2 separate regions of the Homo sapiens genome follow, and region 2 is linked to region 1. The links are chromatin contacts, found by Hi-C or POLR2A ChIA-PET in ENCODE. All regions are on one chromosome and are shown on one strand. Each heading gives the region's core, a stretch centred on a gene start or an enhancer-like site at or near the end of the contact. The rest is flanking DNA. Distances are from core to core; before and after follow the strand shown. Region 1 holds the start of TF (transferrin). Region 2 overlaps SLCO2A1 (solute carrier organic anion transporter family member 2A1).

Evidence for each region. Hi-C counts contacts between places; a loop is a spot of excess contacts on that map. ChIA-PET counts read pairs that join two places held with the same protein, here RNA polymerase II (POLR2A).
Region 2: a loop to region 1 is called in a map of left cardiac atrium, with 6 times the contacts of the local background. The contact joins the enhancer-like site here to the promoter of TF in region 1. A Hi-C loop is called at or near these places in 1 of 168 maps with a recorded cell type or tissue (left cardiac atrium). POLR2A ChIA-PET finds 5 or more read pairs at or near these places in 1 of 52 experiments (Panc1).

What each region holds. Positions count from the first base shown.
Region 1 is chr3:133,742,958-133,748,507 of GRCh38, reverse strand. TF (transferrin) reads right to left here and starts at 2,115. Exons shown (of 17, transcript NM_001063.4): 1 at 2,025-2,115; 2 at 1-96. The coding sequence starts at 2,067.
Region 2 is chr3:133,942,706-133,948,255 of GRCh38, reverse strand. It overlaps SLCO2A1 (solute carrier organic anion transporter family member 2A1), which reads left to right. Exons shown (of 14, transcript NM_005630.3): 9 at 811-1,000; 10 at 2,996-3,161; 11 at 5,488-5,550. Among named protein-coding and RNA genes, the nearest start is that of C3orf36, 16 kb to the right of the region's middle. RefSeq lists a silencer at 2,877-3,171 and an enhancer at 5,091-5,550. Within about 2 kb of position 4,300, at least 10 of the 41 ENCODE cell types and tissues checked have a DNase peak (open chromatin) inside an H3K27ac peak, as active enhancers do; they include Panc1, where a contact is called at or near this core.

The sequences.
Region 1 (5,550 bases), core at 866-3,365:
TTTTCATATGGTCGCGGAAACTCTGGCACTTAGTGGCCTCATGCTCCGACACTGCACACCATCTCACAGTTTTATCAGGGACAGCCAGACACAGCCCTGGGGGAGAGAGGCCAGAGGTGGAAGGGCCCACTCCCTATGCTGAGGGAGAGACAGCATCGCCCCTAGAAAGGCCTTGACAGCCACATCCCCTCAGTCCTGTCCTCCTCTCACTCCTGTCCATGAACACTACAGGGCACAAGTTCTACTGCATTCTGAGTCTGAGCCAATAGAAGGTTGCCCTAATGGCCTCCCAGTTTCCTACTGACCACCCTCTGCTGGCCAGAGGGGTGCAGGCATGGCCATCACCTCCCAGCTGGAGATGACAATCTGCTCCTCTGTATCCGCCTTGTCTCCTCCCATCACTGTCCTGGCCCCTGGCCCCCCATGGAACATAAGCCTCAGTATGCACAGGGCGTTTTCAGCTACCCCAACACATTGGCTTGCTACCTCAACTATGGAAAACCAGCGGGGGAGGAATTGCCATCTTTTTGAGAAGAGGGAGTGAGACTCAGAGAATGATGCCTTTTTTTTTTTTTAACCCAAGGTCACCCTGCTTGTCGTTGGCCAAGCCAGGCCTAGAATCTGGGTCTCCAGACTCTGGGTCTGCTACTCAGGGCACAAAAGAAGAAAACATTCTGAGTTACACCCCTTCTTGGCCAGTAGTTGAGGGTAAATTAACGAAAAGAATTAATTTGTCTGTAACTCTTGTCTGTTGCTCTCTGTTTAGGAAGAACTAAAAACTCCACAAATTCAACAGTCTCCCCTCTGTCTCCACTGAACTATCCCTCCATTTTCACCACACTTTTTGGCTGCCATTCACAAAAAAAGCTGAAGCCAGCCATGGGTAACTATTAAAATCCATGTGGTTGCAGAGACAGCATCCCTATCACATGAGCTTTTGCCCTGTCCCCAAGGCCCTCTGTCATCTCCACTCCTTGTGGGCCACCACAGCAAGGCTGACTCACTGGCTCTGAAGAAGATCCACAAAGCCTGTGGAGAGGAGGCCCACAGCTCTCCAGGATGCATGAGGAGGGGCCACCAGGGATGGCCACCCCAGCGACCCCCATTTTCCCTCTTGGCCCATGGGAAATCCTAGGAGGCAACATAAGCCTGTGGCAGCCCCTCCACAAAGCCCTGCCTCCAGAGTTCCCATAGGCGAGAATGTGTCCTCAGTGGAGCATTACCTTGCACAGCCTGTGAAGTGCTCTGTGCGGGGATAAAGGCAAGTAACGTGGGGTCCTCTCTCAAGGAATTGCTAGCTTATGGGGAGAGAAAACTAAACGTGGAAGCCCCAACAGTGTGACAAATGCCCCATGAATGGCAGGCAGAAGTTAGAGTATGAAGGGGGCCCCACCTCAGGAGGTCGGGGAGTGTGGCGTCAGCCACTGCCCCATAGCAGGATGTGTGCAACATCTGCCACTGGTACTCAGCATCTGCCACCTCGCTGACCCTCATTTGACCCTCCCAGGCAAGTGCTGTGATGACCCCCTCCCTGGTGAGGAGCCGGCCAGGACTTGGATCCAAGAAGTCTGGCTTCAAACCCCATGCTCTGACCGCTCGATGGCACCGCTTCCTTGGCAGGACATCTACAGCTCCCAGGGCACCCAGGGGACATCAGCCTCTGAAAGGGGAATGGTCAGACCCGGGAGGCCTTGAATGCCATGCTAAGGAGTTCGGACTTGACAAGAGGCAGCAGCAAAGGGTTTTGATAACCTGGTTAGACGTGCTCTGATTTATTGTATTTCACTGCTGCAAGATTTACTGGACAAAGAGGAGGAGGGGGAGAAGACAGTGAGTGCAGTGAAAGGTGTCTAGAAGCCCAAGCAAAGGCCAGGGGTGGGGCGTAGAGAGGCAATGGAAAGGCACCCAGACACCCAGGCTTCCAGCCTGAGCGCGGAGTGCATGCAGGCTGCGCGGTGGCCGCCCGGGTTGCAGGGAACGCGCGGGCCAGCGACTCTGCGGTGCTACCCCGTGCCCGCACTCACCCAGGACGGCGCAGACCAGCAGGGCTCCCACGGCGAGCCTCATCTTCCGGGTGCGGCGCTGAGCAGCGAGCACAGTCGGACTCGCTTCTGTGCAGCCTCCGGCGCCCCGCGTCCCTTTATTCCATTCCCGGCCTGGGCGGGCTGGGCGCAATCTTTGACCTCCCGTGTTTGTGCAGCCGGGTTGCCCAATCGCCCCTCTCCCAACCCCCCTTCCTTACTCGTCCCACTGATCACCTCATTTTCTGAGCTCTGGAGACGACCCGCGAGTGGAAGGAGTCCAGCACAGAAATGTTGATGGGAAGGGACATGAAGCACAATGCAGCCATTGTCATCGCGGCTCGCTCGGTGCCAGGAGCGGCTACGGCGGGCTGGGAGCCGGGGGGCTCTGCTCCTGACTCCAGGGCTGCAGAGCTGGTCCGTGCCACCAGTCCTATCTGCGCAGTCCACAGAGGAAGACTCCGAGGCTGGAGAGGGAAAAGAACTGCGCCCAGACCCCACACTAGAACTGCAGAATGACAGGCAAAGCCCCTTTTGGGGGAGGATGCAGGAGAAACAAGCTGGGCTCAAGGTCAAAGACAGACTCAGCACCTTTTGCTCCCCACCAGGTGTCCCTCGAAATCCTGCTCCTGGGCTCTCAAAGGTCCCCCACGGAGGAGCTGCTCCCTCTTCCTGCCCCGCTGAGCTCAGGCTCCTGGGCTGGAAAACTTCCCGCCCTCAAGCTTCCTGTGGGACACCTTAGACTAGGGACAGAGTCATAGGGGAAGATGAACTCCCTCCAACAAGAAGGTTCCAGGAACATGGTCAAGACACTGTGAGGCTCAGAACAAAGTGTCATCTTAGCACAAAGCAAGCGGCCCAGTGGACGGTGTGGCCTGTTCTTACAGCCTGGGGCCACCATGTCCCCCTCTAGTCGATGAGTCTCCTAACCAGTTTAATTACACATCCTTATCATGAAAAATATTGAACTTGTGCCTTCTATATGCTTATATTTTAACTAAAAAATGTGTACACTTCAATCATGCACAAGGAATAGAAATTTGTAAAAGGATGAGCTAAAGATGAAACTCATTTTCAAATGTCGTTTTGCTTATGCGGCCTTATACAGGATTATTATCTCAAGGCATAATATACTTGGGGAAAGGTCAAGATTCCTTCCACGAAGTGTAAATCCAGACTTCAGAGATTTTGCCAAAAGTTACTTCTTATCCAACCTGACCAGATGGTCATTCATTCTGTCTCATGTTTTAGTTGACCAAGCTCATATCAAGCCTAGTGGACACGTCAGGTCAGTCATTTGATTTTTGTTCACTTGTTTTTGTGTTGTCAGAATTGTCTCCTAATTCTAGTTTCTTTGTAAGAATCTTTTTAAGGCATGTGTGCATCTCGTGAAGGTTGGAGTTAAAGCCAGATTATCTAATCTGTACATCCGTTTAACTGGGCACATACAAACCACAAAGTATGGAAATAAAAATGCCAAAACAAAGGGCAGGGTCGGCACTCCCCTTTTCACCTTTAGCATTGTGAGGTGAACCCCATCTTCCCTTAGGACACCTGAAAGGCTCCATCTGTCATGACTGCAGACTCAGGTGGGAGATAGGGCCAATTCACACATTCAATATGAATGAATGATAATTTGTTAATCTTTTGCAATAACAATAAATATAACTGGAAGTTAGATTATGTTCTCCCACACTCCAAAAGATTATCTCATATGCAAAGGGGTTACATACCTCCCACTTTAGAGTCCACTACAGAAGCTTTCTGTTTACAGTGAGGACAGAAGTCAAGTCTGGCTTTCCCAACACATCAGCCTCACCAGCGAGGGAGAGTGACCACTGCTGCCCTGTCTTACTCCCCCCTTGCCCGTCCACGGGCCCCTTGTGCTTGAGCCATAGGGAAAGAAGACTGTTAGCATGAGGGCCATATTCCTACTGCCCCTGCAGCAGGCTCTAGGCAGTGGTCTGGATTCATTTGGAGACCTTGAGGTAAGGATGTGAGATGAGCAGGAAAAGTCAGGGGCAAGGCTAACTGGAAGGCACCCAGCAGAGCAGCATGCACACATACAGCTGATGCATGGACAGGCCCTGTAGTAAGCTTGCAGGGTCTGCCAGAGAGCAGGAAGTGCAGTTACGAAAGGTTGAGCCCATGCCACAAACTCAGGGAAGCTCAACGCAGGGCATGGAAAGAAGATGGTCAGTGATTCTCCTTTTCTGGAGCCCATCTACATTCGTAGACTAAGCCCCGCTGAGGCCAGTCCTCCAGCCACAGGCCCATAGCCTAGCCAGAGCCCCTCAGCAGGGAGCAACTACCTACTGGCCAGGCTGAGTCCTCTCCAGAGCAGCCAGCTCTATGCCCTGTCCTCAGAAGGGTCCTTTGAGTCCAAGCCCAAGACAGGTGCTGGGAAGGAAATATACAGCCTCATGGGATATGAAGGAAGCTCAGACAAGACATAGAGAACTGGTGCTCCCACGTCATCTACACACACCTAGATGGAGAGGCCAGGGCCTTGGCTTTTGCTCAAGAGGACAACAGCAGAGCTTCGTGCTTGCCATTCCTTGGATGGGGTAGGCAGGGGTGAGGCCAGCTTTGGGGTGTACATGTGTGCATGGCCCTAGCTGTATGGGGTGCCTATGCCTGTATATGTCTATAGGAGCATGTGAAGGTAAGAGGTTAACATTACAGCGCTCCATGTCCATGACACTTGTACCTGTGCTCTCATTTATATTCTTTAATTCTATACCAGAGATGTTCTGGAGTTGGAGAATCACTGTCCCTTTTAATAGCTTAATGATGGCTGAGATTTACTGGGAGCTTCACTGAGCACTTACCATACCCCTCTGACTTTGGTGCTTTAGCATCTGTATCTTACAGATGAGACAAGGAAACTGAGGACAAGAGAGGATGATATCTTGTTCAAGGTCAGCTGCAAAGTCAGAATACAAAAGAAGGCAGTCTGGTTCCAGAGTGTACACATCCACCAGGGACACTGCCTCTCCCAGGAAACCAGGACATGCAGGGGCCAAGGAGCTCATCTGGGGTCACACCGAGAGAGGGACAGACATGAGACTCCCAGCCTTGCCATTTCTCCAAAAGCACACAGCCCCCAGGGCTTTGCCAGCACAGGGGCTGGTCAGTCTGGGAGAGGTCTGAGTACCAACTGCAGATCCTTAGACATGGACTGGCTTGATTATGCTCAGCTGGAAGAAAATATCATGTTTTTATCCCCTTGTATGTGTCAGGCACTGTCCTGGGGCAAGATCATTGGGGCAGCCATGCAAGATAAGATCAGTACCTCCATTTATCACATGTGGTCATTACAGTCAAATGATGGGTCCTTATTCATGGAGCTCTGAGACCTGAACTCAAACTTCCTAAATCTTGCCCTTCTCCAGACCACAGCTGCCTTCTTGATATTGACCTTCTCTTTATTTATTTAGTGGGGGAGGAAAGAGAGGGAGGGAGGTGAGAGAGAAAGAGAAAGAGAAAGAGATTGATAGAGGACATAAAGGAAGCTTCCAGTTCTAGA
Region 2 (5,550 bases), core at 3,051-5,550, 200 kb before region 1:
GCCCTGACATCATCAGGAACAACACAGGAAAGAGGGAAGGTTGAATTTGAGGTTAGACAAAATGCCTCCGGGATTTTCTCTTCTTCCCTAGGGACCTGAGTATATTTGCTTTGGTTAGACAATATATGGTCCAGAGATTCTCAACCCAGGCTGCACCAGAGGCTCCTCTGGAGAGCTTTACAAAACACAGATGCCCAGCCCTATCCCAGGTTAACGAAACCAGAATCTCTGGAGGTGGCACCCAGCAGTAGTATTTTTTCAACTGTGTTGAGAACTACAGATGTGGTCCCACCAAGTACCCTAGGAAATCACTGGGCCCAACCCAACCCACAGGTGAGTTTAACCATATGGAGTTGGCAAGGTGATCAGTGCATGAGATTGGAGGGTGACTCCCGTGCACCCCCTGGCTGGTCCTTGGCTGTGGCTTTACCCCTCTGGCCTTCCATCTCTGACTGGTACATAGGGGTCATCACTCTTGTGTTGCTAACCCCATGCGGTCCCATGCAAAGAGGCCCCAAGGAATGAAATGTGCTTAATAAATGCATATTCAACCCACATCTCTTAAGCTGCAAGAACCCCACTTCTGTATTTTTTGTGTAGGCAAGGCAATCCTGTCTCAAGATATTTCTCTAGATGTGCCTGGCAAGCAGTAAATGCTCAATTAATGTCAGCTACTTCGATTACAATTTAACATACCAAATGTTCCTTCCTGAAGCCATGCTTCCTTCTCAGTGATCCAGCTCAGTGTTTGTAGCCCACATGCAGTCCCAGGCCTGTGCACCTGGATCACCTCCTTCTTTCCACTTATAGGTGCTGTGAACCTCCCTGCTGCAGCCTTGGGGATGCTGTTTGGAGGAATCCTCATGAAGCGCTTTGTTTTCTCTCTACAAGCCATTCCCCGCATAGCTACCACCATCATCACCATCTCCATGATCCTTTGTGTTCCTTTGTTCTTCATGGGATGCTCCACCCCAACTGTGGCCGAAGTCTACCCCCCTAGGTAATGGGAATAAGGGGTAGAGAGATCCCCTTTAATAAGGCCAGGGCTTAGATCTGGCTGTTATACATCTTCCTTCCTGCTTCCTTAACTCTATTCTTTGCTGTACACTTTTTTTTTTTTTTGAGACAGAGTCTCGCTCCGTCACCCAGGCTGTAGTGCAGTGGCGTGATCTTGGCTCACTGCAAACTCCACCTCCCAGGTTCAAGTGATTCTCCCAGGTTCAAGCAATTCTCATGCCTCAGCCTCTCGAGTAGCTGGGATTACAGGTGTGTACCACCACACCCGGCTAATTTTTGTATTTTTAGTTGAGGCGGGGTTTCACCATTTTGGCCAGGCTGGTCATAAACTCCTGACCTCAAGTGATCTGCCTGCCACAGCCTCCCAAAATGCTGAAATTACAGGTGTGAGCCACCCCGCCCGGCCCACTTTTGATCTGATCTCTCACGTGGCAACTTAGAAAATCAGGTCTTGAATGGTCTGCTCCATTATAAGAAGAGATCAAAGGCTCTTACTGGGCCACCAGCAATCAGGGTTAGAGTTCTGTTTTCTTAAGAAGCACCAAAAACTAATTTGTTTGATTTCAGGATGAATTTGTAGGGCTGTGAGCCACAGGAACCAGGAAATAAGCTATGTTTAGCATCAGCTCTGTGCTGGCTAGAATTTCAGTTTCATTGAGCTGCTGAAGAGAGATGAAAGGAGACTTGAAAAGATCTGGAGAAGAATAATGAGAGTGATGGCAGACTTGAAAAATTAGGGCAGGTGAGGAGAAGGTCAGGTAAAGTCTGCCTGTTGGTTTGCAGACAGCAATATGGGTCACAGTGTTAACTTTGGCTTTATGTTCAGGAAGAGCTTCAGAGCCCTGTGAGGGGAAGGATGCCAACCAAGGGGCATTTTATTTTATTTTTCCTGGGTGCCACCTGTCAACAAGCTTTTTTTTAAGACTTTGCCTAATGAAGTTGCAACATTTGGAGATGCTGTACCTTTCAGCCCTGGTATTTTCTCTGTTTTTTTTTTTTTTTCTTTGAAATGACCTCCTCTGTCTTTGGTGGGTGAAGGAGAGAAGGGGTTTGGGGGAAGGGAGGGTTGCTCGGGGTAGGGAGCTCACCCCTAGTCTGTACGGCACTTCTGCAGGCTGACTGTGGATTGAGGAAAGCCGAGAAGCCTTTGGGCCTTTTGGCAGCGTCCACTGGGAGTTTAGCACATGGCTTTGTCCTCAGACAGGCCTGGACTGTATACCAGTGTTCCTTACTAGTTGGGGGAAGTTGCTTACCTTATCTAAGCTTTGGTTTTCTAATCCACAACAGGCAAATAATTCACTGTAGACTCGTTGTGATGATTGTGCATGTAAAGCCCCCGGGCACAGTGCCTGGCACGAGATGAACTCTCATTCGTATAATTATACTAGTGAAATATCTGGACAGTGGTTTGTCAGCCCCTTTCCCAACCCTCCCCGAAGAAGGTCATGAATATCAGATACCGGGGAACAGTGGGAACAGTGAGATCAACCAGTGAAATCCCTCTGGTTGAAGCTCAAGGGGATGGAGTAACTCTGGGCAAGGTCTACATTAAGCCAGGAGACAGACAGCAAACTAAATCCTGGATTGCCTCAGCGGTCCCAGCCACTGTTTTTCGGCTGAAGAAGAGGGAAGGCGAATATTGTCTGTGACCTGCCCATTGCAGCTGCCCTTTCTGGGTGGTTGGTTGTCTTGACGCCTACTGTGGCAAGGGATTCACCAGCCAGGCCTTCCCAGAGCATAATTAGTGGATTTGGGCTCCCAGTGGCAGAAGAAATGGAGAGATGCCGTGACCACTAAACAGTGGCAAATTCACTGTTGGCTCCACCAGGCATAATTCAGATCCCAGGGTGGCACTGGCCCAAAAGAAATAAAGATGCACAGACACACTCACCAGGCCAGGAACTCACACTGGGCTGGAGTGTAGGGTTTTTCTTTGGTCTTGCTTTGTTTGATTCCCCGTTTCCTCTTTTGCTGGCAGCACATCAAGTTCTATACATCCGCAGTCTCCTGCCTGCCGCAGGGACTGCTCGTGCCCAGATTCTATCTTCCACCCGGTCTGTGGAGACAATGGAATCGAGTACCTCTCCCCTTGCCATGCCGGCTGCAGCAACATCAACATGAGCTCTGCAACCTCCAAGCAACTGGTAAGGGCAGCCAGGGTCCAGAGGCAAGAGGAGCCCCACAGGATCTCGGAGCTCAGCGCATGCCCTCAAAGACTGTTTCTCGGCTCCAGGATAGGCAGGGCTCCACACACACACTCATTACCAGCATCCTGGCCTCCTCTGAGCCACATCCAACCTCTCTCTACCTCCCTACCCTGGGGTCATGACCAGATGCTGACAGCCCACAGTCAATTAAAGACTGGCCGATGTCCAACAAATTCACATTCTTGAGGCCTAACTGCTCAGAGCAGAAACCAGTCAAAGCACTCCTTCAGCTGAGGCCTTTGAGCCCCATCCTGAGAGATCCTCATGGGCATCTCTGGGTCCTGCAGGCTGGCCGTGGCCCAGATAAATCGAGGGCATTAGGCTTCTGTGACATGGACCTGGAAGGGTAGAGCCAGAAGCAGTAGCTGAGGGCACTTGGTTCAACCCCTCAGCTCCCAGGTGTGGCCACATGGCTGGCCTGAAATCATGCAGCTATTTCGGGCTGACCTGGCACTTGAACCCAGGGCTCTGCCTCAGTCTGGGGCACTTCTATTCAAAGCCATGTATCTTCTGGCCACCAGCTTTCCACTTGGGCAACCTCCATTCACTAGACTCACTTGGCAAAGTACAGTCCTTTTTTCTGTGGCTCCACACCTCCTAGGATCAGCCAGCAGCAAACTGACTTGAGTCATTTGTTTAGTTATTCAATAAACAGAACACTGGGCACAGCCGTGAGTGCTGAGGATGTGATGGTGAACCCATCAGACAAGGTCCCTGTTCTCATGGAGGGTGCATTCTATCAAATCAACACACAGGATAATTCTAGAAAGTAACCCATGCCATGGAAGGACTTAATAGGATGGAGAGTTCCCAGGGGCCTCCGGGAGAGGGTGACATTAGAAGTGAACAACCAGAAGAACAGAATTCTATGCACACCAGGAGCAATGCATTCCAGATAAAGGGAGCAGCAAGTACAAGTCCCAAGGGCATGAATGTACTGGGCATGCTGTAGGAAAGAAGAGAAAAGGCCGGGCTTGGTGCTGTAGGAGGAGTGTCACACCCAGCTGGCCAGGGAGCAGGCAGGAGCCAGAGCCAGGCAGGCCAGGCTTAGGAACTGCTGAGCAATGAGAAGACTGTGCAGTTAGTGTAAGCTAGGAACATGCCTTATTCCCTTAAGCCCATATGGAGGGGATGGGCAAGCCTAGTGCCTACTTACCAACCTCCTCTGAAAGGACAGGGCAAGGCTGCTGCCACTGCCACCTCTGCGGGCGAAGGAGCGTGGCTCCCAGGCAGAGGAAGGACAAGGAACTTGGACAAGATGCTCTTTAAGTTGCCTTCCAGTTGTGGTGGCTTCTGTGGTTTTCTTATCTTTGTTAACTTACCTCTGAGTCACCTACTTCCAGAAATAATCTTGGCAAGTTTCCCGTAACAGCATACATACCTCAAGACAAAAACCCATTAGCAAAATATCAAGAAAAAAAATCAGTAAATTATAAAGAAAAAAAATCTCTAAAAAATCCAGACTGAGGAAAGTAACAGCAATATTTTATATAACTAACTTTGGAGTTTCCTAGGGGCCAAGTGAAGAGGGTGCATAGTTACCACTGTCGGCAGAAGGAAACATACTAGTCCCTTAGTTCCAATATTAGTCTTGTAACTGCTTGGACACTGAAATTGTCACAGGCTGGGCCATCTGACAAGGGCAGCGAAGGAAGGTGAAGACCACCAGACAAGGGCAGTGGCCACCAAAGTGAGTTGGACAACAGTATTGAGCCATATGGACTTGCAGACTTGAGACAGGGGCCTCCTTCTCTGGAGTCCCTTCTAGGCAGGAGTTCCTTTCAGGCAGGGAACTCCAGCAAAGGCCTGACAGAATCAGAACCCAGGGAATTCCACTGTGTTCCCACTGCCCTCCTACTGTTTATGCCTCCCTCTGCAATAAACACACAAACAGCAAAAACAACAATCTGCAAAACCACCACTGCTGGGCACAAGCCCTCCTGGGCCCCTGGCTCCAAGCTGGGGGTTGGGGGCCTAACCTGGCAGTGTTCCTGGGCATCCAGAGGCAGATATGACTTCTGGAGGAGCCCAGCCCAGCCCAGAAGATGGTTTCTGTTGCCCAAACAGTGACAGAGGTGGGACCCCTGGGGCAGCTTGAAACCCTCACCTGGCCCCAGGCTCACCCAGCTTCCCTGGGAACCAGACCCAGAGGACACAAGGGTTGAAACCTCAGTCTCCAACAAGAGCTGGTGCAGACGTCTGAAGTGTGTGAAAGTGAAATAATAACAAATTTCCCCCTTTTTCCCTCCCCTTCCTCTTGAAGATCTATTTGAACTGCAGCTGTGTGACCGGGGGATCCGCTTCAGCAAAGACAGGATCGTGCCCT